Regions from separate parts of the Homo sapiens genome. Here region 1 is linked to region 2. Evidence: read pairs that join two places in POLR2A ChIA-PET (ENCODE). Cell type or tissue: CD4-positive, alpha-beta T cell. All regions are shown on one strand. Links, peaks and the distances in the headings refer to the core of each region. The heading gives the core; the rest is flanking DNA.

Region 1 (2,849 bases), core at 1-2,500, 82 kb after region 2:
CAGGAAGAACCCATCTAAAAGGGGAGAAGGTAGGGTAAAGTAGTTGATACTTTGCATCAACTGTAAGAAAATTTTCCACCTTAAAACAAATGAAGAGAATGACAGAAAAATGCAGATAGAGCCAATGACTTCATACATGGAACTTAAATTCAAGCTCCCTGCTGGACAGGCACTTCTTTCCTTTATCCCTGGTACAGCCCTTCCACTTGTCTGTTCAAGAGCCCTGTCTTCAGAAGGCCCTCGGAAGAGACAACCTTCACCAACTCTTGGCAGTTCTTCACTGCTGATGTTCCTAAGCCACTTCATTTTTCAGATCTCAGAGGGGAGTCTCAAGAGAAGGGACCTTGCCTTAATCCTTCCAGTGTTAACTGGCACTCCCTGTGGTTGGCAGCCACTGGAAAGTAGATGGCTATCACCTTCAAGAGCTACCTGGAATTGGCCTTTATCACAAGCTTACTGCTCTATTTCAGTGCAGCACCAGCCTAGAATTCACAAAAACATGAACAGAGCTTGGGTGACATGTTTTGAATTTGCAACCTTACCACACTGTGATGAACATCATAAAAAATGTATCTCTACTTATCAATCAACAATGGTACTTGTTCTTACTTGGATGATTCAGCTCTGATGGTTACTCTTCAAGCCATGTGATGTTAGTATTTTTGATAGTGAAGTGCTCAATCTGAAATGCTACACAGGTCCTTTGACTTTAGGTCAAGCTTACATATCAAAAGGTGTGTCTGTGTGTTTGTGTGTGTCCTAAAGTACTGCCATTTATCTGAATGGGTTTACAAATTCAGTCTTTAACCACAAGAGGAATAATCAAGAACTGTGGCCCCAGGATAAAAAGAATACAGTGAGAACAAAGACCTCAGGAGTGTCCTTGTCAGCTAAAGGAAGAGACCAGAGACAGCCACTCCTGACACATGGGCAGAGTTCACAGTTTAACACATTGCACGAGGAAGTCAGCTGACTGGGTTGCTTTTTCAAACAGGACTTAAAGCCAGCCCAGAAACTCTTCCAGGTGTGGTCTTGAAGACTAGCTACAGACACCTACTACAATCACTTCATCAGAAAGAGGCGTGCAGGGATCCATCTGCAGAGGCTGTGTGAGGTCGCTACAGAAGATGTTTGGAAAATCTTCGAGTCCTGACACTGCCGCGATTGCTGAACATGAGACGGGGGTCAAACCTGTATCTGGGGAGGAAAAACCAAATGTAACATTAGCTCTCACTAGCTTCTCACTCAGAATATTATTCAGTGGAAAGGATAGCAGGAAGGGGTGTAAAAGAAACAAATCACCAGAAGGGACTCTAGTGAGAAAGTCTATGGTACAAAACATGAGCCCTCGACAGTTCCGAACATTTCTATCACCAGTCAGCACACACAAAGTCACACAGTGCAAGTCAAGAGGAGAAAAACAAGTAGGTTAGTCTTGAAAGGTGTCAGAAGGCAGCAAGATTTGAGATTTTTTTCTTTTGAGGGAGTAGGGGTGGATCAACTGTTACATTATTACAGTGCTTGTGTTCAAGTCACCCTGATTTTATTTAACAATGGCTCCAAACCACAAGAGTAGTGGTGCTGCCAATTCAGAAATGCCAAAGAGAAGCCATAAAGTGCTTCCTTTAAGTGAAAAAGTGAACGCTCTTGACTTAATAAGGAAAGAAAAAAATCATACAGCAAGACTGCTAAGACCTACAAGAGCCTCACCATAAACATGAGTCATTTTTGGTGGGGGCGCTGGCAGGGGGACAGAGTCAGTCTGTCGCCCAGGCTGGAGTGCAGTGGCACAATTTCAGCTCACTGCAACCTCCACCTCTCCGGCTCAAGTGATTCTCCTGTCTTAAGCCTCCAGAGTAGCTGGGAACACTGGCGTGCGCCACCACACCTGGCTAATTTTTTTTTTTTTTTTTTTTTTTTGTAGAGACAAGAGTTTCACCATGTTGCCCAGGCTGGTCTAGAACTCCTGGGCTCATGTGATCTGCCCGCCTTGGTCTCCCGAAGTGCTGGGATTACAAATGTGAGCCACCGCGCCCAGCCAGGAATGAATCTTCTATCTGTGAAATCATGAAGAAGGAAAAACGAATTCTAGTTTTGCTGCCACACCTTAAACTGCAAAAGTTAGGGCCACAGTGCATGACAAAAGCTTAGTTAAGATGGAAAAGGCATAAAATTTGTGGGTAGAAGACATGAACAGAAACATCTTCCAACTGATGGCAACTGGGCCTGGCACTATCCTTGGGGCTTCACGCATCCACTGTGGGTTCTGGAATAGATCCTCTGTGGATAAGGGGGGACTACTGCATTTTAGAACTGCAATTGACCAAGATTTTTTGTAAAGGGCCAGATAATAAATATTTTAGGGTATGGGAGCCATACAGTCTCTGTCCCAACCATTCTCCTTTGCTGCTGAAGCACACAAGCAGCCAAAACCAGGTAAACGAATGTGTGAGGCTGTGTTCCCGCAGGTGGGGCTAGATTGGGCTCACAGGATCTGGTCTGATGACCCCATTTTGGAGGACTCAACAGGCCCAAATGTTTGATAGGAAAGGAATAATCAGGGCTAAGGAATTTAAAACAGAAAATCAGGTTAAGTTTAAGTAGTTCAGGCTAACAGGCCCAAATGTTTGATAGGAAAGGAATAATCAGGGCTAAGGAATTTAAAACAGAAAATCAGGTTAAGTTTAAGTAGTTCATGCTAACATCAGCAAAGCCAGCATCTAGCACTTTAGTTATAAGCTTCTAAAATGTGAGGAAGACAATTTGTTGCAGTTAAAAACCAAACAAAACTTGCTTAGGAAATAACGTATTCACTTCCTTATAGGGTGACCCTTGGGCAAATCACAACT
Region 2 (2,914 bases), core at 317-2,816:
GTTGAGATTTATTTGAAATAACAAGAGAAAAATAAATCTTGATGTGGATATGGACTGGAAGAGTAAACTTCACAGACCATTTGAGTGTATTTTTAACTTTCTTAGAAAAAAAGTCTTTGAAGACCAGAATGTGGTGGTGCTCCACAAATAGCTCAAAATTAGCACATCTAGAATAAGCTAGAAAATAAATCTAAGCAGTTTCAATAGAAATGCTGTTATCTTGATCTGGCTCTATTTGTTTTTTTTCCTATCAGGTTAAAATCTGTTTCTTCAATCATTTTGTTTATTCCTTTTGATAAGAGACTTCAGAGGACTGACAGGGACTAGCTGGTTATGTTTTTGAAAAGTCTTTGAAGATGAAACATATGTTTTGAGTGTGGTGACACTGCATTAATTATTCTCTGGTTTTGACACCAGTGGATACTGATACGGTTTGGATGTGTGTTGCCTTCAAATCTTATGTTGAAACGTGATCCACAATGTTGGAGTTGGGGCCTAGTGGGAGGTATTGGATTATGGGGATGGATCCCTCATGAATGGCTTAGTACCACCTCCTTGGTGATATGTGAGTTCTTACTCTGTTCACGTGAGAGCTGGTTGTTTAAAAAGAGCCTGGCACCTCCTCCTCTCTCTCTTGTTCCCTCTCCTGCCATGTGACCACCTGCTTCCCCTTTTCCTTTCACCTCCTGAGGTCCTCCTGAGGTCCTCACCAGGAGCAGATGTTGGTGCCATGTTTCCTGTGCAGCCAACAGAACTGTGAGCCAAAATAAACCTCTTTTCTTTATAAATTACCTAGCCTCAGATACTCTTTTATAGCAATGAAGAAAAGACAAACACAGAAAATTGGTACCAGGAGAGGGGCATCGCAATAAAGATACCTGAAAATGTGGAACTGGCTTTGGCACTGGGTAATAGGCAGAGATTAGAAGAGTTTGGAGGGGTCAGAAGAAGACAGGAAGACAAGGGAAAGTTTTGGAACTTCTTAGAGACTGATTAAATTTGACCAAAATGCTGATAGAAATATGGACCAAGTGGGGTGGCTCACGCCTATAGTCAGCACTTTGGGAGGCTGAGGTGGGAGGATTGCTTGAGCTCAGGAGTTTGAGACCACCCTGGACAAAGTGGCAAAACTGTATCTCTACAAAAAATACAAAAATTAGCTGGGCATGGTGACATGTCCCTGTAGTCCCAGCTACTGGGGAGGCTGAGGTGGGAAGATGGCTTGAGCCTGGGAGGCAGAGTTTGCAGTGAGCCAGTATGAGTCACTGCACTCCAGCCTGGGTGACAGCCAGACCCTGTATCAAGCAAACAAACAAGAATTGTGTGAGCTGAACTAGTTGAGATGTCTATGGTGTTGGCTGTTGTTTCTGCTGTTAATCATTAGTTCTCTTAAACTAGGAGATGAACAAGGTTAACCTTTTTCTTGCAAATTGACACAGAGGGTCTGCTGCTGTGAGCTTTATCTTCAACATCATCTTGTCCTTTTTTTTTTTTTCCTACTTTGAAAAAAAAATTCATTTTTTCATAGAAATGAGTTCTTACTATGTTATCCAGGCTGGTCTTGAACTCCTGAGCTCAAGTGATCCTCCTCAGCCTCCCAACTGGGATTACATGTGTGAGCCACTGCACCCGGCACTTCTTGAAGGGTTATCCACTTGAAAACTGCTGATTTTTGGGGGGCATTGTCCCCACAAACTTTTCAAAAAGCAACAGTGATTTCACCATTCTGCCCAAGCTTCACCATAAATTTGATGTTTGTTTTTGCTTCAATTTTAGCAGAATTCTAGCCCTGCGTGGTGACAGGCACCTGTATTCTCGGCTACTCCGGAGGCTGAAGCATGAGAATCGCTTGAATTTGGCAGGCAAAGTTTACAGTGAGCCGAGATGGCACCATTGCACTCCAGCCTGCACGACACAGCGAGACACCATCTCATAAAAAAAAAAAAAAAAAAAAAAAAAAAATTAGCAGAATTTATGTTGCTCTGATAGGGGCTCTTTTCAAACTGATGTTTATCCTTCTTAGTGCCTCAAACTAGGTTTTGCTCAGACATGTTATGACAAGTTAGTACAAGTTTATTTTGGTGCAAAAAATTTTTCAAATCCATGCATAGTTTCTTCTTTTTCTTTTCTTTTCTTTTCTTTTTTTTTTTTTTTTGAGACAAGATCTATCTCTGTCATCCAGGCTGAAATACAGTGGTGCAGTCTTGGCTCACTGCAACCTCTGTCACCCTTTTCCCACCTCAGCCTCCTGAGTAGCTAGGACTACAGGTACATACCACTACACCTGGCTAATTTTTGTATTTTTTGGAGAGATAGGGTTTTGACATGTTTCCAAGGCTGGTCTCAAGCTCCTGAGTTCAAGCAATCCATCTGCTTCAGCCTCCCAAAATGCTGGGATTACAGGCATGAGCCACCATGCCTGGCCGTAGTTTTTTCATAATATTCATTTTCCTTGAAATTTTTGATGACCCCTCGTATCTGTATTCCTGTTTTATAGTATCACACATTTATTACGTGCCTGTCTAATACCCATTGCTGTGGTTTTCTCTGGGAATTCAAAGAGGAGTAAGCTAGTAGCTCTGCCTTCTAGCACATGGGCTAGTGGAAAGTCATAAAGAGCCATTTAATGACCACTGTCAATGTCTGTGTAAGGGCAGTGAAGAGCACGCTGCTGTTGATAAGGATGGCTCACATTTATGGTACACTTGCAATACCTTTTACCCATACTGATTCATCTCATTCTCACACCAACTCTGTGATGTGGTACAGTTATTAGAAGAGGCACAGAGAGGTTAAATAGTAGCTGGTAATTAGATTAACCAACGTTAGAAACTGGGTGGTCTGGTGTGAGAGCACAGGCTTTTAAAAAGCGGTAAGAAGAGGGGAAGCTGCAGCCTAGTTAGGGTGACTGTTG

The links. Peaks named below come from ENCODE experiments on the same cell type or tissue, not always from the same donor. Only the 100,000 strongest peaks of a DNase experiment are listed, where the experiment ranks them.
Region 1: POLR2A ChIA-PET joins it to region 2 with 7 read pairs; 5 of 35 experiments call an interaction of 5 or more read pairs at or near these places.

The regions. Positions count from the first base shown.
Region 1 is chr12:64,715,623-64,718,471 of GRCh38, forward strand. GNS (glucosamine (N-acetyl)-6-sulfatase) reads right to left here. Exons shown (of 14, transcript NM_002076.4): 14 at 1-1,197. The coding sequence ends at 1,119. Among named protein-coding and RNA genes, the nearest start is that of GNS, 42 kb to the right of the region's middle. In CD4-positive, alpha-beta T cell, for the core only: no CTCF peak of the experiment used is centred there; no DNase peak of the experiment used is centred there.
Region 2 is chr12:64,632,829-64,635,742 of GRCh38, forward strand. All of the region lies in intron 1 of RASSF3 (Ras association domain family member 3), which reads left to right. Among named protein-coding and RNA genes, the nearest start is that of MIR548Z, 12 kb to the left of the region's middle. In CD4-positive, alpha-beta T cell, for the core only: no CTCF peak of the experiment used is centred there; a DNase peak (open chromatin) is centred at 1,273; H3K27ac peaks cover 305 bases.